2 separate regions of the Homo sapiens genome follow, and region 1 is linked to region 2. Evidence: chromatin loops called from intact Hi-C (ENCODE). Cell type or tissue: mammary epithelial cell. All regions are shown on one strand. Each heading gives the region's core, and the rest is flanking DNA. Links, peaks and the distances in the headings are about the cores only.

Region 1 (15,776 bases), core at 3,878-11,877, 78 kb before region 2:
GGCCGTCACATCCTGTGACATCTCTAAACATGCAGCATTAGGGCCTAAGTGCAGCCCTGCAGGTAGAGTTGCCAGGTTTAACAAATAAAAATTACACGCTGGCCAGGCGGGGTGGCTCATGCCTGTAATCCCAGCACTTTGGGAGGCTGAGGCAGGTGGATCATTTGAGGTCAGGAGTTCGAAACCAGCCTGGCCAACATGGTGAAACCCCATCTCTACTAAAAATACAAAAATTAGCTGGGCATGGTGGCAAATGCCTGTAATCCTAGCTACTTGCGAGGCTGAGGCAGGAGAATCACTTGAGCCCTGGAGGCGGGGGTTGCAGTGAGCAGAGATCACACCATTGCACTCCAGCCTGGGTGGCAGAGCGAGATTCTGTCTAAAAAACAACACCGTATTTGGGGCATGCTGATACTAAAAAATTATTCATTGTTTGTCTGAAATTAAAATTTAAATTGGGGGCCCTGTATTTTACTGGGCAACCCATTTGCAATATCAGCAACAATCTCTTATTCAGACCACTGATTAAGTGTGCAAAATTTGAATCTCTGAACAGTACCTATGTCCTTGATATCTTAAATTAATGAGTGTCTTAGACACTCAAAGCAGGAGGAAGCATTATGGCAGATGTTTGAGCCCCAGAGATGTCCATGAGCACAGCATAGAGCTCAGAGCCTTCTTTATTATTTGCTTCACGACAGAGCAAAGGACTGCAGCAGGTTGACTGATATAAAAGTTTTACCATGTCTCACAGCAGGCCTTTGCTCAAGTTTCCAGTAAGGATATTGTATCATTTCTTGCCTGCAGTACTTGTAAATCCACTTACACTGCCTGCTGTTGAGTCATTTGTTTCGTCTTGAGTAGCATGTCATCCTTGTTCCTAGAAGATAGTGAGTTTAGAGACAGTAGCCAAGCAACAGCAGAGCAGCCTCAACCAAAACGATTTTCCATTTTGGTGGGATGAATTGAAACACAAGCATCTTCTATCCAGGGGAGATTTGGGGATCATAAAGAATCAATCTGAGCTGGTACCACCATATTGGCTGCTGCATTTTCTAGAGTTGCCGTAACTAGTCTCACAAGCTGGGAGGCTTTACACAACAGACATGTATTGTCTCATAGTTCTGGATGCTAGAAATCTGGAATCAAGGCTCCAGGGGAGAAGCTGCTCCATGGTTTTCTCTTAGCTTCTGGTGTTGCCAGCAATCCCTGGTGTTCCTTGGCCCGCAGGCGGATCACTCCCATCTCTGCCTCCATTGTCACACGGCATTTTCCCAGTGTGCCTGACTCTGTGTTTCTTCTCATAAGAACATCGGTCATATTGGATTACAGGCCCGTGCTACTCCATTATGACCTCATCTTAACTTAAACAATTACATCTGCAGTGATCCTGTTTGCAAATAAGGTCACATTCTGAGGTTCCAGGAATTAGAACATAGACATATCTTTTGGGAACAAAATTCCAGTGATAACAGTTTCGGAGACAGACTAGTCCTGGAGTTTGTAAGGTGAGCCAGGACCAAGGTGCCAGGATTCTCATTTTGTAAGGTCCAGGAACAAAGTGATGTTAATAGAAAGAACATGTTTTTGTTTGTTTATTTGTTTTTGAGACAGTCTCACTCCATCACCCAGGCTGGAATGCAGTGGTACAATCTCGGCTCACTGCCGCTGCCATCTCCCAGGTTCAAGCGATTCTCCTGCCTCAGCCTCCTAAGTAGCTGGAATTACAGGTGTGTCCCACCATGCCCAGCTAATTTTTGTATATTTGTGTGTGTGTGTGTGTGTATATATATACACACACACATACATACATATATATACATACATATATATATACACACACACACATATATATATATATAAAATATATATTTCTTTTAGTAGAGACTGGGTTTCACCATGTTGCCCAGGCTGGTCTCGAACTCCTGCGCTCAAGTGATCCACCTGTCTTGGACTCCCTAAGTGGTGGGACTACAGGCACAAACCACCACGCCCAGACAGAAGGAATATGTTTCCTTCCAGTCTCACTTGACTGGCTGCTTCCCTAGATAACAACAGAGGATGTCTGTTGCAGTTCTCATTGCTGGGGAGTCTAAACTGGAATAAAACACCCACTATCTCCATCAGGCTTGCACTAGAGCCCAGCTCTAGCTGGAGAGAAAGAAGCTAACCCGCACAGACACAGGACTGTAGGCAGGGAGCATCCGGGGGTATTTGGGTCCTGGCTCTGATGTGCCTAAGGCCAACTTCTCTCTGGCCATGCTGGCGTGCATGAGCTCACTAATCTTCCTTTTTGCCTTCCATTTTCTCCAATCCTGACTTAGCAAAGGTTGGGCAAAAGAGACTCTGTGTGAGTTCGAGCAAAGCCTGAGATGCTGGATTTTCCAAGATACGAGAAGGGGCTGGGGGCTGGGTGAACTGGTGGTGGAGGAGGGAAGGATTAATTTCCCAAGGAGGGGAAGGGGCCAGGACATCAGGCCCCGGGGACTTTGAAGAGAGGGTCGTGGGTAGGAGGTAGATCAAGTGGAGTGACACAAAGGTCAGGAAAGAGGAAGTGTCCACACTGTCCTTCGACAGACTTGAGTCTATGGGACTTCCTCCCTGCACGGTACAAGGAAATGAGTAAGTGAGATAATGTTGTAACTTCTGGCCCTCTGACATTGCACTGCCCCGATGTCACAGTTGGAAACTGTACCTGCCCCCATCCTTGTCTGGGGTGTGTTTGGTCTGGGGAGGGCTGGTGAAGCAAGAGGTACTCAGAAAAAGGACAGAAATTGCTTCCTATTATCTGGGCATTTGGAGGTGAAGGGGTCACAGCTCTGGCAAAGATGGGGTTGAAAGGGCCCGGACTCCAGGGAGGGGCAGCTCTGCATGGCCTGATTCCTGCACCCCACCTTTGCCCCCTCACACCTCCTCTCATCTCCCGTTTTTGAAGAGGAGGACCCTGTCACATCTGGACAATTCTGCAAGAACTCTGTAGAACTGACTTCACTGTGAACCAGGCTCCAGAAGTCAACAGAAACAAAAATGCTCACATTTAATCACGATGCTCCCTGGCATACACAGAAGACTCTGAAAACTTCTGAATTTGGGAAATCCTTTGGCACCTTGGGGCACATTGGGAACATAAGCCATCAGTGCTGGTGTGTGTGTGTGTGCGCGCACACGCGCATGTGTGTGCATCTTCTACCATGCCTCCTACAAATTTGACCTGGGCCCAGGGCCATGTTCGGTGGTTTTTAAGAACCGAGGCTCCCAGAAGCAGTATTGGGCAGCTAGAGTGGCCCCAGGATCTATATCAAACTCTACCTGTTTCTGAACCAAATTTCTTCTAGAATTTTATTCCATAAATCTGAATTATGGTGTCAGACTCCTAGCATACACTAAAGGAACTCTCTGCCTTGCATTAAATAACAGGAGTTACCCCTGGAGGTAACTCCTAGCCCTGGCTCTTTAGAGAACAGATGCCGAATAGGCATTAGGGGATGTGATGGATGTGCTAACTTTCAAAAAAAAAAAAAAAAAAAGGCCTGAGCTGAGTGCTCAGAGATTCACAAAAAGCTGACAGCATCTCTCTGTTCCATTGGAAGCTGGGTGATCCTTTCTACTCTTTCCTGAGAAAGGCAGTTGGGCAGGAAAAAGCTGTATCTCTGTCCTCACTGAGAGGGTTTCCCAGTCTGAGGGTGAAGGATCAGGAGAGGGAGACCTGACGGGTCGATGTGGGGCATCATCCACTTGAGTGAGAACCAGAGGGATCCCGTCATTGCCCAGGGCAGATGCTCCATTTTGGGGGGCATCATTCATTCTTTCCTGTTCTCCCTGCATTCCTCTGGCTCCTGCCCAGGAGAGGTGGCCGCTGGCAAGAGAGCTTGGTGGAGGTGGGAGGTGGGAGGTGGGGGGTGGGGGGTGGGGAGTTCTTGAGCCAGGACCTAGCGCATAGTCTCCAGCCTGCTGATGGCTGTCTTGGATGCTTCAAAGGGGAGAAGATCCTAGATGTGGGAAACATTGGTGGGCGTTCTGCTGGGGCATCTGTAGCCTCTGAGAAGGCTACCAGTCTCTCCTAAGCTTACGCCGTCACACCCTGGGCACTTGTTGAATGACTTTACTTAGCTTACAGCCTCTGGTTCCTGTTGGGAAACTTAGGGCTTGCCACAGTGTTCATTTTCCTTTGCGGGCAACTCCGTTCCTGGCACTTATCATATTACCCACTGTACTCCCCGCTTAGAGCTGTGTCAAGGTTCTGAGAATCTATCCCTTGGCTTGGAAGGGGTCATCTCTCTGGCCAGATCATTTCCTGATAGGTCCTGAGGCACCACAACACATAGGAGGCTTGTCCTCTCTCTGGGGTTCACTGCCTTGCTCCTTCTCCAGGTCAATATGTGACCTTGGACCGGTTGCTTGAGTCCCCTGGTCATTCAGAAACAATTGGGTTTCCCTGGCTTTGGAGCCTGGCAGCCTGGCTTTGAGAACCGGGCTTTAACTTGTCACATGACTATGGCCAAGTTCCTGGGGCTCTCCAAGCTTCACTTCCTCTGTAAAAAGGGCAATAATATAATACCTGTCTTATTGGGTTTTGTCCATGTTAGATGAGACATTGGGTACAAAGCACTTGGTCCCGTGCCTGGCACATTTACTGCACTTAATGTATGATAGTTTTCTTATTATTCTAATAAACAATATGGCTTTGGGAGTATAGTTCTGCCACATTGCAGTGGCCAGAGTGAAGGTGGTGAGTGCCTTCTGGGGCCCTGGGAGTCAAGGTTATCCGCATGCCCTTTCTTGCTTGCTCCTCAGTGTGGCTGCCTCTATGTCCACACCATGCAGATGCAACAGGTAGTTTGAACCTCTGAGGCCCACAGTGGGATGGGGAGGCAGGGACATCACTTATGGGGTGGGAAGTCACCCATTCCCCAGGAAATGGCCCCAGCTGCCTTTTCCATGACTCCTCTTGAAACCCTGTGGAGGCCACATTCGTGTTGGGGCGGTCTTTCCCATGAGGATATGTTCAGATGCCGAGGCATTTTGAAAAGCCCTCCATAGAGTTTCCTTTCATAACACATGATCATCCCCTTGGGCTTCTGGTTTTTTTTCTTTCAGGACCTTATTTTCAGGCAAGTGGCCTTTGACCTCTAAGGCTGTCCTTTCCTAGCTACCGAATCCAGCATTCAAAGTGATGGAAATATGTATATATAGTAATAGTAAAATATCAGCACTTAATGGCCTGATAAGAATGTCACTGCAATGCTGAGTTTGGACCAACATTTGCCTGCTCCTGCCATTGAGCCCGGGCTCCCCTCCAGAGCTGAGCTGCTGCAAGGGATCTGAGTAACTAGGGCTGTGTCAGAGTGGCGATGACAGCCACCACATGCTAAGGAAGAGATCCCCAAGGACAAGGAGAATCCCACGTGGAGCTACTTGCTTCTTTGTCAGTCTTGTTTTTCTTATTTCACAACCTTCTAAAACACAATCTCTCAACCTCTATTGTTAGCTTGCATTTTTCAATCATGAGCACAGCTTTACCTGGCTCCATGCTTTGATTGACTCTACCTGCCAACACTGCAACAACAGGGAAAGGGACACCGGCCTCATACCATTAGATGGTGTGTAGCCTGGGCATGAGGATAATTAAAAACTCCCAAGGGGATTTTAACATGTAACACAGTTTGGAAACCATTGATGTAAGATCTTCTTACTCAACATGTGCTCCAAGGAGCTGTTGTATCAGCTTATCAGAAATGTAGATCAGGCCGCACTTGGACCTGTAGAATCAGAATCTGCATTTTATCAGATTCCGACATTATTTGTATGAACATTAGCTTTTGAGAAGTGTTGCTTTAAGAGACTAAGGGGGTCAATCTACCTCACTTTGCAGCTCTGTGTTCCTTAGTCATTGGCTAAAATATCAGCCCCCCTGCAATGAGCCATCCTCCCTTGTATAGTCAGTGATGGCCTGTGAACCTTTAGCCAACTGGAAGTGGGAGGGGACACAGTCCACAAAACACTATCCTGACTTTTGACACCAACTACAAGTCAAGGGGTTCCCCAAACCACCCTGAGTTGTGATAATTCGCTGGGAGATCTGACAGAACTCACTGAAGGTTGTTATACTCATGGTTGTGATCTCTTATAGGGAGGGAATACAGATTAAAATCAGCCAAAGGAAGAAGCACACAGCACAGAGTCCAGGACAGTGCCTGACATGGAGCCCCTACGGTCCTCTCCCGTGGAGTCACGGACAGCGCCACTCTCCTGGCATTGATGTGTGACAACACACAGGGAGTGTTCCCCACCAGGGAAGCCTTGGTGTCCAGGGTCTTTACTGTGGCTCTGTCACATGAGCACAGCTGACTGCCCATGCGGCCGATCTGTTCCCAGACTCTCCACCGCTACACATCACTCACAGTCCCTGCTCTAAATCACACACCATGACCCAATGTCCCCGGGCAAATGAAAACACCTCTAGCAGGCAGGACGTTCCAAAGCCTTAGAGATCACCTCTCAGAAGCTGAGGGCAGAAGCCAGACCTCTTTTTGGGCAGGGTTAAATTCTTTATTACTGTTTTTGAAAAAACTCCCAAATTGAGTTTTTCCTCTTCACTTACAGCAGCATAACAACAATCATCAATGCAGAAGACTTCTGCGAGCAAAGGTGTGGGGGAAAACCCCAAGCAGTGGACACTAGCTGGTGTCCTCCAATTTGATTCTGATGCTGTCTACTGGGAGATAGTGTCAGATCCTCAAGCCTAAACCCTCCTTCTCCCAGTCAGAGGGCTGGCCTTTGGAACTTCTGACCAATCCACTTCAAGTTGAGGTTCCAACCACTCCGCTCTTTGGGTTTGGTTGATTTGCTAGAGTGGCTCACAGAACTCAGGGAAACACAGCTACCAGTTTATTGCGAAGGACATTTTAAAGGATAAAAGTAGGCAGATAAAGAGATGCATAGGGCGAGGTGTGGAAAGGTCCCTAGTGCAGGAGCTTCTGTCCATGTGGAGCGGGGGTGCACCACCCTCTCAGTACATGAATGAGTTCTCCTTCACCTGCCTATCAGCCTCTACATGTTCAGCTCCCCAACCCAGTCCTCTTGGGTTTTTATGGAAGCTTCAAGACACCCACATTCTTTCCCCAGAGTATAGGGCAAGACCTTCTCTGGGGAGGGTTTTAAGACCCACAGTCAGAAAGGTGGGGTGGGGTCAAGATTAGAGTCCTGCCTTGACGGGCAGGTGAAAGGGGTAGGGGGAGTAGGTGAGAAAAATTCTGTTTATTTTTTCTTTTTTTTTTTGAGACGGAGTTTCACTCTTGTTGCCCAGGGTGGAGTGCAATGGCACAATCTCAGCTCACTGCAACCTCCGCCTCCCAGGTTTAAGCGATTCTCCTGCCTCAGCCTCCCGAGTAGCTGGGATTACAGGCGTGTGCCACCATGCCTGGCTAATTTTGTATTTTTAATAGAGACAGGGTTTCTCCATGTTGGTCAGGCTGGTCTCAAACTCCTGACCTCAGGTGATCCACTTGCCTCAGCCTCCCAAAGTGCTGGGATCACAGGTGTGAGCCACTGCATCTGGCCAAAAGATTCTGTTTTTGAGGCCTGCCTCTGAGGTCTAACACACTCAACATTATAACAAGACTGTAGTAAGGGCTATGGGAGTTATGAGCCAGGAACTGTGGATGAAAACCTATCACAGATATGCATATATATATATATATATATATATGCATATCTATAATAACTCCACAACTACACACTGCCTTATTGCTCAGTTCTTCTCTCCATGTCTCTGACCCACCCTTGCCCCCTTCCTCCATCCTTTTCTCCATTGCATACCCATCCACTGTGCCCTTTGGAATGCTCACACCATGAACTGCAAACTCTCGTGTGGCTTCAGCCTCTTCTCTGAAAGTTCCTCTCACCTATTACTTTCTCTGGAACCTGCCATCCCTGCCACCTTCTCAAAAAAGGCCTTTTATTCTCTTCATTCCACAAAGCTCAGTGTCAAAACATGGGGTTTACACTGGAAGCTGAGGTCACATCAGTAGCCGGGATCAGGGTCGCCCTAGCTGCCCAATGCAGCTCCCAGGCCTCCTGTAAAACCTTGACCTTTGAGGTCATGACAGCCCTCTCCTGCTATGCTCATAGCTGACCACTGAACTCCTGGACACTCCCTCCCCCAAGTTCACAGAGAATGTGGGCACATGCCTTACAGTCTTCCCTTGATCCAAACTACTGCCTTCATCTTGAGTGACAGCAGCATCTTTTGGATGTCTTGGCCTGTCTAGCTTTATTTTTTTGTGTTCTGCCATCAAGTTGCTACTTCTGTTGCCATCGTGCCTGTCAGCGCAGTGCAGGCTGTGGTGAAATCCCACGAACTCAGGCATCACACTGACCGGGTCTGAGTCCTGTCTCAGTTGTCAGCTAGTTGTGCAATGAAGGGAAAGGGACCTACACTTTCCAAGCCTCAATTCACTCATCTATGGCATGGTGACAATAATGGAGGTTGATTTAAAGTCCTTTGTAAGAATTAAGAGTTATAATAGACATAAAGTGCTGTATCTGGTATACCTAGAAAACATTCCATAAAAGTTAGTAATTGTTGGTCATGTAATGATGACTCTCTAGGCTAGGATTTCAGCTTCATTGCATGCACATGGTGCACTCACAGGGCGTGACCTCTCTCTGTCTCAGTAACCTCATCTGAGGACCGGGATAATCATACCGCTTCAAAGGGATGTCATAAAGATTAAATAATATGTGTAAGGCTGCTTGCATTTAGCTGCATTCAACAAATATTTCTGTATCTTTCTCCTCATTTCTCCTTACTTTCTTGCTTATTATCTGCTCTAGGTATAGATTTCAGAGAACTAAGCTTGTTACAATCCTTCATAAAATAACCAGGTTGGTTAGGGCATTTCCAAGAGTCAATACTGTTTAGTGACTATTCTCTGTTTAATCTATTTTGATTGTCCAGGGTCATCTTTTGCTATGTCATAGGTTGTTGGCTTCTTCTAGAGAAGTGAGACGATGGACAAGTTCCAAGTGAGTGAGGCGACTGGTCAGGATATTCCGCTGAAAAACTCATGTCAGTTCTAATTCGTGATTGTAATTCAATCACAGCCTGAGAACAGTAGGACTGTAGTTCAAATGCTCTGTTCCCTTTTTTTTTTCCCAGAGGATAATTTTTTTTTTTCTTTGAGATGGAGTCTTGCTCTGTCACTAGGCTGGAGTGCAGTGGCGTGATCTCGGCTCACTGCAACCTCCGCCTCCTGGGTTCAAGCAATTCTCCTGCCTCAGCCTCCCAAGTAGCTGGGACTACAGGCACATGCCACCACGCCCAGATAATTTTCGTATTTTTAGTAGAGACGGGGTTTCCCCTTGTTGGCCAGGGTGGTCTTGATCTCTTGACCTCATGATCCGCCCACCTCGGCCTCCCAAAGTGCTGGGATTACAGGCGTGAGCCACCGCGCCCGGCCTCTAGAGGATAATTTTTAAATGTGCTTTTGCATTTGGAAAATGTGATTGGCATTTTTTTCTAATTTTCTAATATGATACGCTGTCGGATGCTATGGATTACTTAAACCCTCTGGCTACCTAGAAAGATCTTTAAGTGGTTCTCAACAAGCTTCATACGCAATGTAAATTGTATTATCTCTCAGGATGTGTGAGAACATCTGTTTTTCTTCTAATGCAGTAAACATATAAGGGTCTCTTGGGATATCTTTTAAATAGACTTAATACAACATTCAGGAATGATAACAAAATATAATCACAGTTGTAAGGGAATGTGAGCATTTCATATTAATAACATTGGAACCTTATGTTTAATACAGTGTTAAAAGTTGACAAACATGTAGGAGTCAGAAAATTCAATTAAAATTATCACAGTAATATGAATTTAGCCACATCCTGTGTTAGTTATGAAATCCATTTAACACCACAAACAGTAATATTTTTAGCCAGTTTATTCAAAAGGAAAACAGGAACTAAACCACTTTCATGCAATATATACTCTGTTAATGTGGTCAGGCTAATTTTGCTGGGGGAAGGAACTTAACTTTTGAATATTTGAATGCCCAGTCATTTAATCTGAATATCCTATTTCCTTGCATGTTGCAAAATTTTTGTCAATAAAAGGCAGAAAAAGAAATCTCTTCTCCATGCTCATCCCTAAGAGAATGGGTTGTCTGTACCCTGAGAGCATTTTATGGAGGGGACAACCACTTTTCTAATTTTCCTTCCCACTTCTCTGTGGGCACAAATGCTCTTTGGTTGAAAGAGTTGTAATTCAGTCCCAAGATGAGGTGTGGTTACTGCATCCCTAACCTATATCTGGGGACCCCACAGCCACACACATGGGGGAAATGGAGCTTGTCATTCAGTTCTCCAGCCATTGCACAGGGTTCATGGACTCTTCGTTGATCCCACCCCACGCTTCTTCTCTCTGCTAGCCGAACACACTTCTCTCTTCTTTATCAGGAGGCCATAGGAGAAGGGCATTCATTTTTAATACACATACATCTGCATCAAGTCTAATTTTGCCATGTCTCAATCCAACTGTCAAATGGGTTGTTTGGGGGCTATGGTGCTTATCAAACATTTACTCAAGAATAGCCAAAATTAGCCAAGCAAGGAGAACTTCAGCAACGTTCCCAAATGGCCCCAACCAAGTACTGTAAGACTGAGGATAGCTAAAGGGTCTTGAGAGGGACTTCTCAGGCAGTGGCCCCGACATTTATCTGTTTTTTTAAGTGAGAAATCTGAGTACCATTCTTGACTCCTCTTCCTTACCCCCAACCCCTCACTAAGCCTTGTGCTACTATTTAGTAAACAGACCCTCAATGCACAAACTTCTGTCTAAGGCCATGGCCACCACCCTAGTCTAATCCACCATCTCTTCTCTGGAACAGACCCCAGCTGCTCTCCCTGTCTCTGTGCTGGTCTCTCAATCCATGCTCCACACTGCAGCCAGAGTGCTCTACAATGCAAATCCATTTGTGAGACTCCTCCTCTTAAAATCCTCAAGTGGCTTCTCTTTGCCCCCAGGATCATTTTGAAACTCCTTAATGGAAGAGGCATGGCCCTTTGGGATGTGGTTCCCCAACCCCTCCCACATCATCTTTTCAATCAGATTTCCCACTAAATGGAAATTTTTTCAGGTCCTCAACTTTATGGTGACTTTCTCTTGCTCAGGATCTTTGAACATACTGTTTCTTCTTTCCTTTTGTATTTGCCAAGACAACACTTCCTCTGGTAAGATTTTCCTGACATCCTCTATAAAAAAAGATTGAGATAGTTGACTACCCAAAATGTTTCCCATTCATTCCAAGCTCTATTCAAGGCAGTAAAGTGCCCGGCTGACAGATTGCATTCCTCATCTTTTCTGAAGCTAGCAATGGCCATGCAACAGCATTCTGGCCAATAAGATAGAAGTCGAAGTTGAAGGGTGGGATTTCCAAGAAAGCTCGTTGAAGACATAATTCCTCATTTCACTTCTTACTCTTTCTCTTTCCTGCTTCCTAAAATGCGGTGCAGATGGCAGACACTTCAAAGCTGTCTCAGGCAATCAGGTGATGTTAAGGCAGAAACCAGCTTTATGATGGGTAGAACAGGAAGAAAGAAGGCACCTATGTTCTTGTTCACCTTGAACCACACCAGCACTGCCTTGCCTACCCCTGGAATTCCTTTAATGAGAGGCAAATGAGAGCTTACGTGTTTAAGCCATTGCTATTTTATTTTTTTTTGTTTATATGCAAAAGAACTTAATCCTAACTGATATTAACACTAACTGGGTCTATTGCTTGGTACCAAGCCAATGCATGACACATGGTATATATGCTCAGTAAGTATTTGTTGAATGAGTGAGGCAATGAAAGAACATAGAGGATATATATAACAGTCCTCCTGCCCAGATGTCATCTGATCCTCTTTAGGATCTGGGCCCATAAAACTGTATCTGATATAGTTTGAATATTTGTTCCCTACAAATCTCATGTTGACATTTTATCCCTAATATTGGAGGCAGGGCCTAGTAGGAGGTGTTTTGGTCATAGTGATAAATGGCTTGGTGCCGTTCTCACAGTAACGAGTGAGTTTTTATTCTAGTGGTTCCTGCAAGAACTGATTGTTAAAAGAGCTTGGATCCTTCCACCCCTCTCTCACTCTTGCTTCCTCTCTCTCACCTTGTAATCTCTACAAGCTCTTCACCTCCCCTTCTCCTTTTGCCATAAGTGGAAGATTTCTGAGGCCTCACCAGAAGCAGATGTTGGTTCCATGCTTCTTGTACAGCCTGCAGAACCATGAGCCAAATCAACTTCTTTTCTTTATAATTATCCAGTCTCAGGTATTCCTTTATAGCAACACAAATGGACTAAGACAGTTTCTAATGCTATGGTTCCTTTAGTAGGTCAGTGTAAAACCCTGGATCACTCCTGTAACAAATTACTTGGAACTCTTCTCACCATACATATTTAAAAATAGTTGCCATGTTGAAAATCCTATAAGATCATATTTTATTTCAAATCCAACAACTCATTGCTAAGGAGATACAAGAAGCAGAAAATACAGAGAGACTAATGTGTTGATGATTTTTGTGAGGGACATAAGGTCTGTGTCTAGATTCATTTTTTTGCATGTGGATGTCCAGTTGTTCCAGCACCATTTGTTGAAAAGACTATCTTTGCTCCACTGTATTGCTTTTTCTCCTTTGTCATAGATATCTGGTCACCTTACCTTAGAGTCACAGATGAATGGTCCTATTACTTAACTACTGAAAATACAGGCCAAAGCAAACAGAGGAATAAGGGATATATAATAAAGTATTTGTGTACTTGACTTGGCTCTAAAGGAAGCATTGCGTGTCTGTGTAAAAAGAATGGGTGAGAGTTTTCCACCATTCAATATTTCTAATCTTTCTGAAATACAAAGCCAGGACATCCTCTAATCCATACATTCCATAGTTTGGTTAATATAAATTCCTTTATTAAATCCTTATTAAATAAAGTTATTTATGTTTCTATGAAACTCATTTTAACTCCTAAGTGAAAAATACTACTGAGCTAACTAAACATCAAACATTTTTAATTTTTTAAATTTTTTTAGAGACAGGGTCTTGCTATGTTGCCCAGGCTGGCTTTGAACTCCTGTGCTCAAGCGATCCTCCAAACTCAGCCTCCCGAGTAGCTGGGACTACAGGTGCATGCCACTGTGCTCAGCTAAACATTTTTTTGAAATGCTCTTTTAAAATCAATTTTATTGAAGTATAAGTTACATACCATAAAAGTACTCATTTTGAGTGTACAGATTGACAAGTTCTGACAAATGTGAACAACCATGTAACCATCACCAAAAATAAAGATATGAGACATTTCCATTACCCCAAAAAGTTCCCGTGTCCCTCTCCAGTCAATATCCAGCCCTAGCCCCAGCTCCAGGCAACCACCAATCTGCTTTCTGTTGCTATAAATTGTACTTATCTTTTCTAGTGTTTCATACAAATGGAATCATACAGCATTTACTCTTTTGTGTCTGTCTTCTTCTGCTCAGTGTAATGTTTTTGAGATTCATCTATGTTCTGTGCCTCAGTAGTTTGTTCTTTTTATTACTGGATAATTCCATTATAAGAATATACCACAATTTGTTTATCCATTTACTGCCTGATGGGCATTTGGTTGTTTCCAGCTTTGAACTATTTTGAATCCTAAAAGACTGCCAGTTTTGAATGAGACCCCAGAACAATGAATGTAGGCTCTGTATACAAGTTCAGGCTGCTGGGCAACTTAGGCCTTAAGACACAACTCTGCCACTTAGGCCTTAAGACACAACTGACATGATGGTGCTTAAAGTGGCTGTGATGGAAAAGGAGGCTGTTTGGAGCCTTTGGAGTGCCTTTATAGGTGAACCCCAGCATAGCACCTAATGATTTGGAGCAAAGCTGTGTCATTCCCCAAAGATAACTATTCGCCTTTTGAGAAACATCTTCTAGCTACTATCAATAATAAACACAGAATGCATCACCATGGGCCACCGTGTTGTCTTTTGACCTGAGTTTCCATTGTGAACAAGAGTCATTTGATCCAAGGCAGAAAGTTGGGTGCACACAGCAGTGTTCCATCATCAAATGGAATATGAGATTGGGCCCAAGTAGGTCCTGCAGACACAAATAAGTTGCAAGAGCAAGTAGTACAGGCGCTTGGCCTGGCCAGTACTGTTGCCAAGTTGACTGCTTCCCCTCAGTCTGCATCTGTGGCTTCATGGGGAGTTTCCTATGACCACTTGATGGAGGAAAAAACAAATTGGAGCATAGTTTATAGTGCTGGTACTACCCAAAGTGGCTAGCTGAGGCACTACATCTCCACTCTGGGGTGCCCGTGAAGGACAGTGCCAAAGGAAAACCCCCTCAGTGAGCAGAACTTGGAGCAATACAAGTGGGTGTTCATTTTACCTAGAAGAGAAGATGTCCGTGAGTTACAGATCTACACAAAATCACAGAGAGTGGTTAATCGTTTAGTCTGATGGTCAGGGACTTCCAAGAGACATGATTAGAAAACTGGTGACAAGGAGTCCTGGGGAAGAGGCATATGGATACCTCTGAACACACACAAAACATGAGAATATGTATCCCATATGAATGTTAACCAAAGAGCAGCCACAACAGAAGAGGATTTTAAAATCAGCTGAATAAGATGATTCATTCTGACAGCATCAGCTAGTCTCTTTCCCCAGCCACTGTTGCCCAGTGGGCTTACATATATCATGGCCATGGGGGCAGGGCTATGTATGGACACAGCAACATGAATTTCCACTCATCAAGGCCAATTTGGCTCCAGCCATTGCTGAGTGCTCAGCCTGCCAAGATAGAAATCTACGCCAATATGGCACCATTCCCTGGGCTAGAAAACCAACTGGTGGAAGGTTGATTACATTGGACCATTTCCATCATGGAAGGGGCAGTGCTTTGTCTTCCCTGGAATAGACATTTACTCTGGATATGGATGTGCCTTCCCTGACTACTACAATGCTCTGCCAAACCTACCATCCATGGGCTTAATTTTATTTGTTATAAAATTTCAACCACCATTGCTTCTGACCAAGGAAGTAATCTTACAGCAAAGGAAGTACAGATATGAGCTTCTGATCATGGGCTTCACTGGCCTCACAGTGAAGCAGGTGGCCAGATTAGAACAGTGGAATGGATTTTAAAGGCTCAGTTACAGCACCAGCTGGGTAGCAACACCCTGCTGGCCTGGGGTTATGTCCTGCAGGATGCTTTAAGTCAGTGACCAATATATGATGCTATTTCTCCCATTGTCAGGATTCATGGGTCCAAGAATCATGGGGTCAAAATGGGAGTGGCTTTTCTCACTATCACCCTGGTGTTCGGGTAGTAATTTTTCCTTCCCATTCCTGTAACTTTGGGCTCTGCTATTGCAGAAATCTTAGCTCCTGTGGGGGGAATGCTTCCATCAGGGAATACAATGGTGGTTCCACTAAACTGACAGCTGAGTTTGCCATCTCCTCGTGCCAGTGAATACACAAGCAAGGAAGGGGGTTCCTTTCTCACCTAGGGTGACTGATCCTAATTACCAAGGAGAAATTGGACTGCCACTTCACAATGAGGGTGAGGAGTATGTACTCTATGTGTCTGTGATTAATGTCAATAGAAAGTGACACCAACCTAGTACACAGAGGACTGATCATGGTCCAGGCCCTTCAGGAATGAAGATTTGAGTCACCAGGCAAGGAACTTGGACTCACTGAGGAGGGCATATTCCAAGGAGAATATTTTATCT
Region 2 (15,776 bases), core at 3,324-11,323:
GGGTACAGGCATTCTAGAATTCTCAGAAACTTCTGGACCATTCTAGTCTATTCTGGAATGCACTCCCTGTGGGTGAAGCCAGAAGGCAGAGAGGAGTACACAGGAATTCTATTTGTGAGGACAAGATTGGGGCTGCTGACCTGTTTGTGAGATGCCCCTCTGAGGAGGACCACAGCAGCTTTGGAATTAAGTCTGGAGAGATCTGTACCTCTAAGGAGGCCAGGACTGCAGACAGTGGAGCAAACTTCCCCTAAGAGAGCAGCCAGGCCTCATCTCTGCTGTGATTCTTTGCTGGGAAAGTCTGAAGAATATTAAATGTGGAAAATCAGTATCTTCTTGTCCTCCTCTGTAGCTGATGTCTCCCTTGATTGTGCTGAAGTTGTGGGAAGGCGCATTTCTTTCTTATTCAGGAATTGCAGCTCCTTGATGCCCTAGTTGTGTCAGGGCCTCCATGAAGCAAGTCCTGTGCTGAGAGTGTTCCCATTTGACAGTGACGCCAAAGCAAGGATGTGATGAGCAGGTCCCCTCCACCCAAGAACGCTCCATCCCTGGGACCAATGGCTGTGATAATGGTGCTGGGGGACACAGGGCTGGAAAATACAGTTGTGCATTCAGGGAGCAGCTGGGTCTGGTGCCATTGTCACATCTACCAAGACAAAATGGTGGAGAATTAAATACCAGCCACATTTCCCTTCCCAGAGGTGTGTGAGGAGGCAGCTTGTCAACAAGGGTAGGTCTGACTCTGCTGTCCTCTGGAGACTAGAACAAATGTCCTATCTTCATTTCTCAATTGCAGACAAAAATATACTTTTCTTGTCAACCAAGAACCTGGAATGTGCCCTCTGATGATTATAGGCAGAATCCACATTCCAGAGCATGGGAACCAGGCCCATGCTCTGAATATGGTGTCCAGGCTGGCCATTGAGCCATTTTCTAGCCGTCACCTCCACAATAGGCTAATATCATCACCTGGGCCACATGTACCCTCTTTCACTGCTGCTCTATGCTTTGGGGACTACCGGTTAGTGACAATGATCTGCTGGCATTTAAAATCTGAGCTCCATAATGCTGAAATCTCCTTAGCAGTGGCATCTCATCAGAGCTTCATCTCACCAACACGGCCCTGGCAGCAGGTGGAGAGTGGCTGTGCATGCTTTGCATGTTTCCATGCACACTTCAGGGCCTTAGCAAATATAATAACTTCCTAAGTAGGACCCAAAAAATTCAGGCTCAAAAAAGGTGTGGGCTTGTGTTACAACAGATGGATTGAATGACCAGGTAAATCTGCTGCAGAGAGCAGAAATCAACCCCCCTTATTTACACCCATCTGATGTTATGGTTTTGTTTTGTTTTTGTTTTTTTTTTGAGACACAGTCTCCCTCTGTCGCCCAGGCTGGAGTGCAGTGGCACAATCTCGGCTCACTGCAAGCTCCACCTCCCGGGTTCACGCCATTCTCCTGTCTCAGCCTCCCGAGTAGCTGGGACTACAGGTGCCCGCCACCATGACCAGCTAATTTTTTTTTTTGCATTCTTTTGTTTAGTAGAGACAGGGTTTCACCATGTTAGCCAGGATGGTCTTGATCTCCTGACCTCGTGATCCGCCCGCCTCGGCCTCCCAAAGTGCTGAGATTACAGGCGTGAGCCACCATGCCCAGCCTGATCTTATGTTATTGTAGCTGTGTTATCACTGGGCTTTATTATGTTTCAAAAAAAAGATGTCATTTCTACCAAGTGCAAAAACAGCAAAGTGTATCTGCATTTTGCAGAGGCAGTTGGTGTGATAATGAGAGCGAGAGGAGATCTGGATGCAGGCAGGTCATGGTTTGAGCCAAGGAGGAGGCCCTGGGAAAAGCTCTGTCTGTTCAGATGCTCTGACCCCCATACCACACCCCTTTCCGGTCATCCAACTAAAGCATCCGTGTATGGGGGACCAGGCTGCCTCCGGTGCATATGTGCAGAACCCTGGGGTCAGGCAGGCGGGGTGCCAAGCCTCCAAGAAGGGTGGGGAGCCCTTGGGACCCGTGCTGGACGCCCTCGCTCCCGAGGGCCTGCTGGGGAGCCAGCAGGCTTCTGGATCTCATTAAGGCACAGCTGCCCTGCAGCCTGGACACCATATGCAGAGCATGGGCCTGGTTCCCATCACTTGAGTGTGGACTCTGCCTATAATCATCAGAAGGCACATTCCAGGTTTGCAGTTTAAGAGAAAAGTATACTTTTGTCCTCAATTGAGGAGCCATTCTGTTCAAAGTATTTAAGTGGTTTCCGAAGCTTAGCAACATTCCTCCTGTCTGCATCTGACCATGCAGTTTTGATTTTCAAGGTAGGCCAGCAGGATTCTTGGAGGGAACACGCCCCCCAACCCCCCATCTGAATCTGCCTGAGAGCTAACAAGTGCCAATGTGGCCAGATGAATGTGTGCTGCGCTATTTGTGATGGAGGTCCCCAGAGAGCCTTTGTGCTCTAGATCTTTATTGGAACACCCAGTAAATATTGGACTCAGGCTCCCCATTGTTTTAGTGTAGGGCTTAAATGCAGTCTCCTTCAGGCTGTCAATGTACCTTTGACCAAATTGCAGCTTGCATTCCCATACCAAATGTGGTTTCGCAGAACCCCAGCTCACTCTAACAGAACCAGCTGGGACCAGAGAGGGTCCTGGTTTGCTCTTTGTGTGCACAGCTGATTTCTCAAAGCACTAACTCACTTTTCTCTGTACATAAAGATGACACTGGGGACACCTGTCATCAGGGATCGGGGCATCAGCTGCACCCAGTCAGGCACCCACTCACCCACGTGAGACTTTCAAAGCCAGCTGGCTAAGGCTTGGGAGGTACCCCCAGGGCAAAAGGACAGCTTGTCGTTGAGTGAAGTGAACCGCCTTTAACATTTTTATAGGTTATAGCCTGCCTAGGCAGCAGCAACCAGCTATTTGATAACCAAGGGGGTGACCAGATTTCTACTGGCCAGATAACCAGAAAACTAAGGCTTCTGCATTACACCGCTTCATAAGAGAAAATAAGCATTTTAGCTACAGGGAAGCCCTGTTGTTTTTGAAAGCTGGAGGAGGTCCTCCTGCTGGCCATGGGCTTGGCTGGCCGTGGGCTAGGCTGACTCACAGTCAGAGAGCAGCCTTTGTGGCTGAGCTCAGCGGAACTCAGCGGACACCCGCACGGTGGCCCAGGGCCAGCAATAAACAAGTCAGGGCTGCTCCTGGCGCTCAGGAATCTGGGGTCAATTAGGGATCAATGGTGCCAGAGGATTTAAAACAATTGCAACCAGCCAGGCAGGCTCAGGCTGTATCAACAGTGAAATGCAGAATGTGCAGATACAATTGTACTATCCCTAAATTAAATTAACGTTCTACCCCTCGGCAAGGCATTTTTCTTAATAAGTGGGATTGCTCCTGGCCAAGCTTTAACCACTAGGGATGGCAATGACCGATGACCTAACTCGTCACTTAACCTTGGCCAAGGACACCAAAACCCTAGTCATTAGGGGACCCATCTGTGAACCTCTGTTGAACAATGAAGTCAAACCTAATCTGATTTCACCCACACCTTACATTTTTAAGCTGCAAATTTCCACAATTCTCTGACTGACAAGAACATGAGGTCTATTTGATAACCAAGGGCAATGACAGGATTTCTTTTGGCCAGATAACCAGAAAACGTAAGGCTTCTGTATTACATCGCTTCGTGAGAGAAAATAGGCATTTTAGCTCATCATTTCCTCTTGTCATTTCTCATTGTTGTGCCTACCTGGCACAATGTTAACTCTATAGAAAGGCTGACTTTTTAAAATTTTTGTGGGTACACAGTAGGTGTATATATTTATGGGTTACATGAGATATTTTGATACAGGAATGTCATACATAACAATCACAGCAGGGTAAATAGGGTATCCATCACCTCAAGTATTTATCCTTTGTGTTTCAAACAATCCAATTATATTCTTTTAATTATTTTAAAATGTATAATTAAATTATGTTTTACTATAGTCACCCTGTTGTGCTAGCAAATGCTAGGTCTTATTTCTTCTTTCTTTGTACCCATGAAAGGTTGAATTTTTAACTGCGGGCATCAGTGACTGCTAAGGATCCAGCAGAGAGGGCAGTTTGACTCAAAGAGGTGAAAAAAATCAGTGGGGTCTTTTGATCATCAGGAATCAGAAGCAACTGGAGGCAGGGACCCGGAAACCCAGGCAGGGCCACTCAGGAGAATGACAGAACCCTTCCAGGCCTCCATGCATGACAAGCTGGTATGCACACCATTTGGTTGGCTTCCTGGGTCAGAATGGGTCCTTTGTGTCCCTTCTACCATCTTTGACAGAACTGCCTTTGGTCCCCAGGCTCCAGCAATGTGGTCTGAATGGGGGTTGTCTCCCTTTCTGTGTCTCCACCTCTCTGGCCATAGTCCCCTTGAGGGAGGACACCAACCCAGTCACGGCTGATCAGGGTCTCTCCCTGAGATTTATTTGTGCTACTGCTGGTGGGGAAGAAATGTTTCTTTTTTGGCTGGGCGCAGTGGCTCATGCCTTTAATCCCAGCACTTTGGGAGGCCGAAGGAGGTGGATCACCTGAGGTCAGGAGTTTGAGACCAGCCTAACCAACATGGTGAAACCCCATTTCTACTAAATACAAAAGATTAGCCAGTCATGGTGGCACATGTCTGTAATCCTAGTTACTTGGGAGGCTGAGGCAGCTGAGGCAGGAGAATTGCTTGAACCTGGGAGGTGGAGGTTGCAGTGAGCCGCAATTGTGCCATTGTACTCCAGCCTGGGCAACAAGAGTGCAACTCCATCAAAAAAAAAAAAAAAAGAAAGAAAGAAAAGAAATGTTCCTTTTTGGAGGAGGAAGAAGAACCTCGAAGCTGCTGGTGGTCAGATTGTGTGACTGCTGGGGAAAAGGGTCCACAACCCTTTGGTGAGAATGAAGCCAAAATACAGAGAGAAGCATATGGCAGACAAGCTGGAATGTTCGGTCCAAACAGTGGCTCCCGAGGCTAGAGTACCCCCACCAGCATGAACCACTGAACCAATGAGCTTGCTTCTCTTCTTGTCCAAGTTCATGCAGCGTTTCTTGATATGACACTTGGTAATGATTTCTTAGCATTCTATATGTCATGTTACTATTATTTCTGCTGTACAATTTTGGGTACATTTTGGCAGCTAAGTACTCATTCAGATCAGCAGCTCTCCACACGTCAGGTTGGCTTGGGAAGCAAGCTTGGAAGACCAGGACGAAGGGTAGGCATAGACTTTGAGGCAAGCTTCGTAGACTATCATAGGGGTTTGCTTCTTACTATCAGAATTCAGCACTGACTCATTTATAAACCAGGAGCAAAAGAAGTGTTATTTTGATTTGCACTTGTTGAAACATTGATTATTTACCAGGAAAGGCTATAGGCAGCAAAGAGAGATCAACCTGAGATGACTTCATAATCTTTGTGACTACAGGGTTTGTCTTCTTTTGGGGGGTTCACAACCATTAACTTCCATTTCCAATGAAGAGTAGGATTTACACCAGATCAAATATCCCTGTTCTTTCCTATCTATCTATAAACCTAAATTGAGTTCAACACATACATAACACCTGAGCATGTGCTATGCTGGAGACCTAAAGGCAGCTCCTGGTCTTACAGACAGACCCATTGGTATTCCTAGTTGATTTCATCCTATTAGTTGAAAACCCTTCAGCAGACCCCACAAGGGCACTCAGAATACAGTTGTTGCTAGAAGTAGCTCTCAAGGTCCTATGTGATCTTCCGCACCACGCATGATCGCCCTCACCTCCCCTGGTGCCCAGTGGGAGCTCTGTGCTCTCTCCCTCCCCACACTCTTGTCCTCTGTGAGGATAGGGTCACACCCAGAAGCTTCTTTCCTCAGCCCCACCCCAACTATCTATACCCTACTCACCCGTGAGGGTCCCACTCCAGTCCCTCTTTCTTAAAACCTTCCCCAAGTCCAGCTCTTATACATCTTTCTGGCAGAATTTCCATAACATTTGTTTTTGAACTCTCTCAGAAAGGGACTTCTGTGATTATTTTAAACTGTAACCTTGCTGGGCACAATGTCTGCTCCTGTAACCCCAACATTTTGGAAGGCCAAAGTGGGCGGATTGCTTAAAGCCAGGAGTTGGAGACCTGCCTGGGCAACAAAGCAAAGCATCTCTACAAAGAATAATAATAAATTACTGGTTTTGATGGTGTACACCTATAGTCCCAGCTACTTGGAAGGCTGAGGCAAGAGGATCACTTGAGCTCAGGACTCTAAGGCTACAGTGAGTGAGTTATGATTGAGCTGTGATTGTGCCACTGCACTCCAGCCTGGGTGACAGAGTGAGACCCTGCCCCTAAAATAAATAAATAAGATAAACTTTAAAACAACACTGTAGGCTCATCATGTATCTGGTTATTCCTATCCAGACTCCTGGAGCCTGGCAGTGGCCGTGTCATGTGTAGGGTGTCCCATGAGTGGCAGGAAGGGCTGTTCAGGGAGCAGGGGGAGAATGCTGAGGATGGCAGGGGCACAGAGGAAGGGGAGGTGACCTCCATCTCTGCTGTAATCAGCTTCCTGGGTTCTGTTTACTGTAGGCAGCACAGCCCCTTCATCCTGTGTTGTTCTACTTTCTTTTTCTCTGCTGTCTTTCCATTCCCATGGGTTTTAATAAATACATACCTTGAGACGTGACAGAATCTATTTCCCCAATGGGCATCTATGAGGCATCAGGATGTGGTTTAGCGTCTGACCTAGTGGTGGCACCCAAAGGCATTCCCTGCAAACACAAGCCTCCTCCCTGGTCTCAAGGATCTCAATCTCTGGGCGATGTTGCTGGCAGGGCATCAGGGTTTTAAAATGGTGATATCAACTCTCTTTTTTCATAGCTACATTTCCCAACTCTGGCTTCATTCCCTAGTTCTGACACCGAGTAGCTGTAGAACTCTGAGCAGACCATTTAACCTCTCTGAGCCTTTGTTTCTTGGTGACAATAACAGTCTCTTCTTTGGCTGTTACCAGGATTAAAAGCTTCAGTGAACGTAAAGTTCCTAGCCCAGTGCCTGGAGCTTAACGGGCACACAAAAAATGTGCCAACTGCCTGCACAGGGAAATTCTGCCCAAGGGAAGCTTTAATTACAGTTGCTTTCTCTTTCTCCCAATTCAAGGATTTGCTTCCAAGACAATTAACAGACCACAGAATTCTGCTACCTATCAGCCACTGGTCGCCAACAGACTCCCAATGTTGGCACAAACACCGTCTCTCGAAGCTGGGACACTTAGACAGGTGCCAGCTTGTGGCTCCATGGCTCCCGGTGCATCCGGATCTGTGACAGTTACACAAGACGTGTGCTTAAATATTTACCATGCTCAGAGTCTCCCCAGCACGGTGGGGCTCAGAAGAAAATCCAAGAAGCAAGGCGGCTCTGGCATCATCCGCTCCTAGCTTGGTGGAGCATATGTCTTGATGGGAGGTATCGTCAACAGACTGGGCGACCTGTTGCTTTAAAAGATGAACAATAACGATCTCCTCTCAGACTCAGGAACAAATACTAGGCATATCAGATTGCTTGTGAGACTTAGGCAATTAGAATGGTTCTGTGATATCATTCCCCTGAGGGTCCAGGAACTCCCCTAAGTTCCCAGTGTGGGTGCACAGTGTGAAACGCTGGAGGAGGGGAGAAGCAGCAGACATGTTTCAGCACCACCTACGCGTCTGACATGAGCTTTTGTTATCTCATTCACGCTGCAGGAACATTGTCTCCATTATCATTATGATTGTTTCTACTTTACAGATAGGGAAACCAGCTCAGAGAAGGTGAGTAATGGACCCGAGGTCACACAGCTGTGAGACGCAGGGCCAGGATTTGGCTCCAGCTACTAGCCTGTAGCAGCATGGGCATGGCCCAGTGGAAAGACTAACACAAAGATGAACATCCCAGCACCCTTCCAAAAGGCTCTCCAAAGAGATGGGTCCCACAAAGGTGCAACAGTCTCCAAGATTCCCTGACCTCACTGTACAGCCAGAGGTTGGGAATTCCTTCCCTTAAGTCAGCCCTGATCCTGGTGCCCCCCTGTACATTTCTCCCACTGACAACTGCTCAGGGAGGTTCCTCGCCAGGGATGTAAACAGGACAGGGTCAGACCCCAAGTGCCAAGTAGGTAGCCAAGGGGGACAGAGGCCCTGTCTAGGGTACCTGAAACACACTATGGAGGGGCTGGTGGAGAGATTCTACTCTCCACTTGGATCTTACGCAGGAGCAAGGAGGTAAAAAGAGTGACCACACACACTAGATTTCACAGTCAGTAAGGACTGAAACCTCTGATCTGCTGACTGGCTTCACCAGGAGGGATATCCTGGGAGTCCCAGGCAGCCACTGGCAGCACCCCTGCTGTGGAACCCAGGATTCCTGCACCTGAAAGGGGAGTCTTCTGGGACCACTCCTGGAGCCCAGGAGGGCTGCACGTGTCAGGGGCCCACAGACAGGTGAAGAAACCCTTTAAGCCTCTTTCCTCGAGTGAAGGCCGACCTCCCCCACTCCCCGGCATTAGACATTCTGGTTTTGCAGGAGCTGCTGATGGTGGCGGTAGTAGGGGGAGAGTCTACATTTCGAATGAGCTTCCCTTCCTGGTGGTCTTGGTACAAGTCTGTGGGTGTATTTTGAAAACTGCTGCTTTCCCTCCAACACAGCTTCCCTTGCTGTCTCCTTGGACTGCAGCAGCGTTTCTTACAGCCACGTGGCATCTCAGGGAATTCTCTGGAAGATGAGGCTACACCGAAGTCAAGAGGCGTCTTTGCTGGGCTCACTGTTGAGCTGTGGAGGGCCTGTAAGGCCCCAGAGGAGGCCGTTCCTTGGACTCTGTGCAGGGAAACTTCTCTTGACTAGAAATACACCTGTCTTCTCCGCCCAAAGCCCAAAGTGGGTGGCCTGGGCTTGCAAAGAGACGAGCAGGCTCAGGGCAGGATGGCTCCCTGCAGCTCTATGGCCTCGAATGGGGTAAGGGACTCCCTGGAGGCCTGAGTAATTTGGGCACTGGGAAAACAGGGTCCTCTATTTCTAGTTTTCCTGTCCAGAGCACCCCAGGGCTGTGTGCCTGGCCTTGTGGGGGCCGTGACCCTGACCCTGGCTCTCCCTAAGGTGACCACTCACCCTAGAAACACCCTAGAAACTCACCCTAGAAGATTTGCTAAACAGCAACAGTTTAGCTAATCTTCACATCTTTGAAGGTACAAAAGTCCCATGTGGGGCCTCGGGTCAGAGAACTGCCACAAACAGCCCGTGAATTCATTAATCCTTCCCCAGCCTCTCGGTTTGGCTGCATTCCTTCATGTATCCATTCAACACATAGCACTGAGCATCTACTGTGTTTGGATTTTGGGGGAATCTTTGGGTAGCTTCAGCTACTAGGACAAAGAACACCGCCCCCTGAGATATACATGCCTGGACGATGAATCCTGTGCGTCTACACAACATTTCTGAATGTTCTGAAAAGGAAAAATAATAATAAACAAATGTGTGAGGTAGTGATTAAGATATTCACAATATTTCCCTTTAAAACAGGAAAGTCTGACAGCTAAAGAGGAGAAACGTCTTTGCTGTCCCCCCGACTCCCACTTCAATTTAGACTCCTGATTGCTTTCTTGATCTTTCAGGGTTATAACCGCGATCTCAATGACTAATAGAAAACTCCATTAGGCTCCGTCTTTATGAAGGGAATTAATGACTTCGTAAATTTAGTGCTTCGTAAACATAGGAGGGGGAGCACTTCCCTCAGGCTTGACGATTCCCTGGCAGGGAGGGAGGCTGGATAGGAAAGGAAACGCTTCCAGCCTGCTGAGAGGCCTCCTCACCCAAGCATTCTCTGCTGCTCCTTAGAAAGCCAGGCCCCACAAGGCTTAGGTGCGCCAAGATCCTGAAAAAGAAGTCAACGCGAAGGCACGAGAGCTGGGAGCCAGGGAGAAAGAGATGCGTCCGCCGACTTGAAAAAAAATACCAACTGGTGAAATTTTCAAATATAAATGCAGATTTTAATTACAAATGTGTGTCCTTGGCAAGTCCAGCTTTTGTCCTGGATTAGAGAAATCTGTTGTTCAGACAGGCCAAACCCACAGACGAATTATATTCTTTGTTCTTTCAAGCTTTTTAGGCCTGGCCAATGACATAAAATCTTTCAGGGGGAAAAACACCAAACTCTCAGGACACACATTCAGAAGGCAGCATAGGGAAGGAGAGGCTGTAGGATCGAGGTCTTGGGTTTCCTTGCTGGAATGAATGAGGCAAGTTATTTCTACTTGAAGGAGGGGAGGTGGGTGGAAGAGGAAAGGGAAGGGCTCATTTTATAGAATAATGGCATTTCCAGGGGCTTCTGCAAAGAAGTTTTCCTGGTCCACTGATGCTTTCTGCTTCAAAACTGCCCTTCTTCAGAGACCAGCCATGTCTGCTCAGCCCCTCTCTCCTTGAGAATACCACAGCAACAGTTTAGCAAATTTTCAAAGACTGATGTCTTTGAAAATACATCAGTCCCATCTGGGGCCTCAGAACTGCCATGAACAGACCCAATGAATTCATTAATTCTTCCCCAGCCTCTTGGTTTGGCTTCATTAATTCATTCAATAGATAGCACTGAGCACCTACCATGTCTGGATTTTGGGGGCAATCTTTGAGTTTCAGGAATTGAGGCCTTCGAGAAGTCTCTCAATACTTGTAATAGCAAGAGCAGCCACATATATTACTTAGGGGATAGACGATTATTTCCTTTCCTTCCTTCCTTCCTTCCTTCCTTCCTTCCTTCCTTCCTTCCTTCCTTCCTTCCTTCCTGTCTTTCTGTCTTTCTTTCCTTTTTCTCTTTCTCTCTTTCTTTCTTTTTTTTCTGAGACAGGGTGTTGCTCTGTCTTCCAGGCTAGAGTGCAGTGGCACGATTTTGGCTCACTGCAGCCTCCACCTCCTGGGCTCAAGCAATTCTCCTGCCTCAACCTCCAGAGTAGCTGGAACTACAGATTCACACCACCATGCCTGGCTAATTTTTGTCTTTTTGGTAAAGACGGGGTTTCACCATGTTGGCCAGGCTGGTCTCAATCTCCTGACTTCAAGTGATCAGCCTGCCTCGGCCTGGCAAAGTGCTGGGATTCCAGGCATGGGCCACCACGCCTGGCGATAGATGAATTTTTGAGTGACCCTGCCGTGACTTTCTCCTTGTTCCTTGATAGGTTTTGAAAGCACCAGCCAGACTAATGAAATGGTATTGCTGGTTTGCAATACTCTTGATGGAAAAAAGTTTAAATCTGTACCTCCCTCCTTTTTTTTTCAATCAGCCACCTAAGTTCTCTAATAAATTAATATACACTTTCTGAAATTAGAAAATAAAAAAAGAAGGCTTTGTGTATTACATGCAAAAGAGAAAAGTCTAGAAGATACTAGTCAGAGGTGTCTGAGTCAAAGGTTAATCAAAATTAAAGGAAATAGTAAAGAAGTAGTATAGGAAAATGTCACCACTTGGGAAGGCTGGCAGAGAATTTTAAAATCCTCTTTTCCACAAAAGATTACAGGTAACACACATTCATGAGTCCTTTGACCCAATGCAAGGTCACAGAGAGAATGTATCTGACACCTATTTTATTTGTGTTCTGCTCTATTCCAAAAAGGACTTAAGGTGGTTTGAAGAGGAGGAGACATAAAATAAAAGTTAAATATGTACTAAAAGCCTGAGCAAAAAAGAAAGGAAAGAAAAGAGTGGCAACATAAAATAGAGGCTGGAACAAGGTGAGGGAAATTAAAAGCACACCGTGCAGGTTGATATGGTTCCTTCCTGTGGGCCGTGAGTTTGGCTCTAGGAGTTAACTGGGAAAGGGAAACAGATGAATATTAAACATAAAAGCAGATCGATTGCTTAGGAGACCACTATTTTTGGAATCCAGGAATGGTAGGCCTTTCTCCTGCAGGCCTTTCCCCACCATCTGTATAATGTACTAAGCCACAGCCCTAATAGCATAATAGCATCCTGTATCTGATGTGGCCTCAAGCGGTTCAGAATTTGGAACTGTGGATCTGCTTAGGACTTCAGTTTCCTTGTTTCATAATCTGCTCCCGAATACCCCATATCTGGGCATATTCTTATTTGATTCAGGTCTGCTGTGGTCCAGATCTGTAAGACTCTGCCCTGCAAACAGACAGTATAGAAAATATCATCAGTGACCATATTATTTAACCTCCACATTATCACCCACATCCTCATGAGTGTGAGGGTCCAAATGGTACTGATAAGAAAAGTTAGTAAGAGGCAAGGTCACCTGCAGTGTCTGGGGTAACAGACACCACATCTCTGCAAGCCCCAGCCTTCAGCCTGCCAGGTGGAGGGGCAGACTCCATCTGATCTCAGAAAATTTGAGAACCGTCCAGGCACAGTGGCTCACACCTTTAATTCCAGCACTTTGGGAGGCCAAGGCTGGTGAATCACTTGAGGTCAGGAGTTTGAGACGAGCCTGGCCAACATGGCGAAACCCCGTCTCCACTAAAAATACAAAAATTATCCGGGCATGGTGGCACGCACCTGTAGTCACAGCTTCTCGGAGGCTGAGGCAGGAGAATTGCTTGAATCCTGGAAGCGGAAGTTGCAGTGAACTGAAATCATACCACCGCACTCCAGCCTGTGTGACAGAAACAGACTCTGTCTCAAAAAAAAAAAAAAATTGAGAACCTTCCCAGGGCCCACCTACAGTTGACTCTTGAGTAATGAAGGCTTTAGGGGTGCCAATCCCCACACAGTTTAAAATCTATATACAACTTTTGACTCCCCCAAACTGAACTACTAATAGCCTACTGTTGACTGGAAGCCTTATTGATAACATAAATAGTCGATTCACACATATTTTGTATGTTAATGTATTATATACTATATTCTTACAATAAAGTAAGCTAAAGAAAAGAAATTGTTATTTAAAAAATCATAAGGAAGAGAAAGTATATCGACTACTCATTAAGTGGAAGTGGATCGCCATGAAGGCCTTCAGCCTTGTGGTCTTCTGAGTAGGCTGAGGAGGAGGAGGAAGAGGAGGGGTTGGTCCCGCTTCTCAGGGGTGGCAGAGGCAGAAGAAGGTCCACCTCTAACTGGACACACACAGTTCAAACCTGTGTTGTTCAAGGTCAACTGTACACGCCACCGAGACCAGAATGGGTGGTTTGATATTTGTCAGTGGCAACAATTCAATATTCTATCCTTTAGATGTTTTCTCACTCTGGTCACATTTAATGTGTTTAATTGATGCTGTGTGGAAGTTTCTTCACGTTAGAGGATAAATAAGCCATTCCCTTTGATAGGAGCCTGGGGCTTTCCCTGCGAGGAGGGCACTTTGGGAGCAGCCTTCTCATTAGAGGGCAATTAGCCGGGCTCCCGCACCCGGTGCCCTGAGCGGGGCTCCTGAGTAGGCAGGGCAGACGCGCCATCTAGTGGCAGCTCTCAGGACGTCCACACGCCTGCTCCTGCGGGCTCCCGCGCCCTGGGGTGGCAGGCACCGGCATGCTAGAGGTTAACGAGGAGGTTCCCTCCTTCCAGCGTGGATGAGCCTTTCCGTGAGGGTGACCGGAAAGGCGCCTGGGCTGGTGACGGTGTCAAGTGTAGGCAAGAAATACGGCTGATCAAGAAGCGACTTCACCTCCCTCGCACAACACTGAGTCCCTTTGCGGCAGGGGCCCTCCCCGCCGCGAACCCTACTTGGAACCTTGCGCCATGCGATGTCTCTCTCATTCTAGGCCACGGAAGCCCTGGGTCACCCTTTCAGCCTGGTTCTCTCCGGTGGTGCTGGCTTGTTTCTCCTGTCTGTTGGGGTCAGCTGCGTCCAGCCTCGGCTCCTGCAGGATTGCCCGGGCAACCCAGAGGAGATGGGCGGGCGTGGAGGTCCTCCCTGGATGACCCTTCCCACCATTTCAACATCATTAGGAATTTAACAGGCTTTTGCAAGAAGGCCCAGGTACGCATCCCCCCATTTATAGTAGGATTTCCAGGACAAAATGTATTCCACTCTCTAAACAACAAGCAACATGTATACAACCCATTCATAAGGTAAAGATTCCCTTGCCTACACCTAGCTTCTCCTGCCCAAGCATGGCCTTGTCGTTCTCTTCCCCAGGTCAAGTTCAGGACCTAGCAGCTGGGAATGCACATTTTCCAAGTTAAGAGTGGAAGAGTCCCAGCTTGGCTTAGATGGAGTCACATATAGGATTCAGGTTTGCCTTGGCAGGTCTGATGGACCTTGGTGAGGGTCCGCCAGCAGCTGTGCACAGCAGCTGCCCAGGGCCATGCAGCAGGCACCGCACTCCCCTTCCAGGAAGGATTCCAGGCCCAGCTACAAGGAGCGTGGCTACTGACAGCTGTCCACTCACAGCTCGTCAGACTAAGCTTCAGCTTTCAAAAAGGACTGTGCCCTCCTTGGGCTGGCCCAGGCCCACATAAGAGCAAGGCAGTGGCCCAAAGGCCTGGCATTTCTGCCCACCACGGGATTCCTCTCCTGGGTGGTCTGTGCTCCAGAGCTCTCTGTGGGGCTGGCTTACTTCTCCCCTGGCCCCTCCACAGGAGTTACTCAGCTATAGCCCCTCTGCACACATAACTCTATCTGGGAGCCTTTCCCGGAGGATGCAACCTAACTGGTTGGCTCATCCTATAGAAGCCAGTGTCCTTGACTTTTTCAGGTGATGAACCTCTTTTGAGAGGATGCTGATAACTGTAAGCATCTTCCCAGGATTTGCACATGTCCAGTGTTAGAGTGCAGGTCCCCCAAGGCCATCCCACGGGCCTTCACAGGGAGTCGGGTTGAGGACTTCTGACTGAAGGAGGTGGGGAGGAGGCGAAGTCGGGGAATGAGGAAGATGGGGCTGGGGGATAATAACAGGGCTTCCGGCAATGGAGAGGAGGGTTAATTCTCATTTCTGACTCACAGCGCAGCCTCCCATGAGTTCATGGATTCTGTGGGAAAAACCAAAAGCCAATTCCCTCAAGTGCTATGTCAGGCCCTGCAGGCAGGTGGCCGGCGGTGGCCCCATATGGCTCTGGCACAATGAGGGCTTCAGAGAACAGAGCTGCCTCTGCCTGGGGAGTGCCAGTGGCATCAGCAGCAGGGGTGGTGCCCAGTCACCCATGTGGCAGAGGCTGGCTGGGCACCGTCTCCTCTGGGTAACATGGTGCCCACCAAGCCCTGGAAGCAAGGCCTCCCAGCACCTTTGCAAGCAGCAGATATCATCTAGCAATGTCCAGCTGGATGGAAAGAAGATACAACAGCTGGAAAGTGGCATTGGCTGACCTCCTCCAGAAAGTCTCTTTCCAAAATAATTGGCAAGGGTTTCAGGTGTTAGATGTTCTTCACTGACAGGTGGAGAAGGAGCTAACAAAACAAGATTGTGCAGGAATGAGAAGTCGTATTTAGGATGTACGACAGCAGACACACAGCACACACACACACACACACACACACACACACACACACACACACACACACACCAGGGGCTGTTTTCAGCACTCACTTATATTAATTGATTTAATCCACATACAGCCTCATGTGCTAGCTCCTATTATTATCTCATTTTACTCTCAAAAAAACTGATGCACAGAAAGGTTTAGCAGCCTGCTAAAGTCACGCAGCTGAAAAGTGGCAGAGCTGGGATCTGAGCCAGGAAGCAAGGTACAAGGTCTGTGCTCTTCATCTCCTTCTATGCTGGCTGTATGCTTGCTAGCGGCCATGAACTTGGACCTTGGGGTGGGAGGGCTCTGCGTTCATTCCCAGCCCCCCTTGTTACTGG

Evidence for each region. Hi-C counts contacts between places; a loop is a spot of excess contacts. Peaks named below come from ENCODE experiments on the same cell type or tissue, not always from the same donor. Only the 100,000 strongest peaks of a DNase experiment are listed, where the experiment ranks them.
Region 1: it touches region 2 in a loop (4-fold over the local background); 3 of 110 quality-filtered maps call a loop at or near these places.

What each region holds. Positions count from the first base shown.
Region 1 is chr13:30,710,699-30,726,474 of GRCh38, forward strand. It overlaps a transcript of ALOX5AP not described here. Among named protein-coding and RNA genes, the nearest start is that of ALOX5AP, 17 kb to the right of the region's middle. In mammary epithelial cell, for the core only: no CTCF peak of the experiment used is centred there; a DNase peak (open chromatin) is centred at 8,643; H3K27ac peaks cover 1,052 bases.
Region 2 is chr13:30,789,639-30,805,414 of GRCh38, forward strand. LINC00398 (long intergenic non-protein coding RNA 398) reads left to right here and starts at 13,568. Exons shown (of 2, transcript NR_047012.1): 1 at 13,568-13,954. RefSeq lists enhancers at 1,143-4,116, 2,994-3,288, 3,042-3,558, 8,966-10,165, 15,621-15,776 and silencers at 2,994-3,288, 13,343-13,462. In mammary epithelial cell, for the core only: a CTCF peak has its summit at 6,738; DNase peaks (open chromatin) are centred at 6,743 and 7,643; H3K4me3 peaks cover 137 bases; H3K27ac peaks cover 1,765 bases.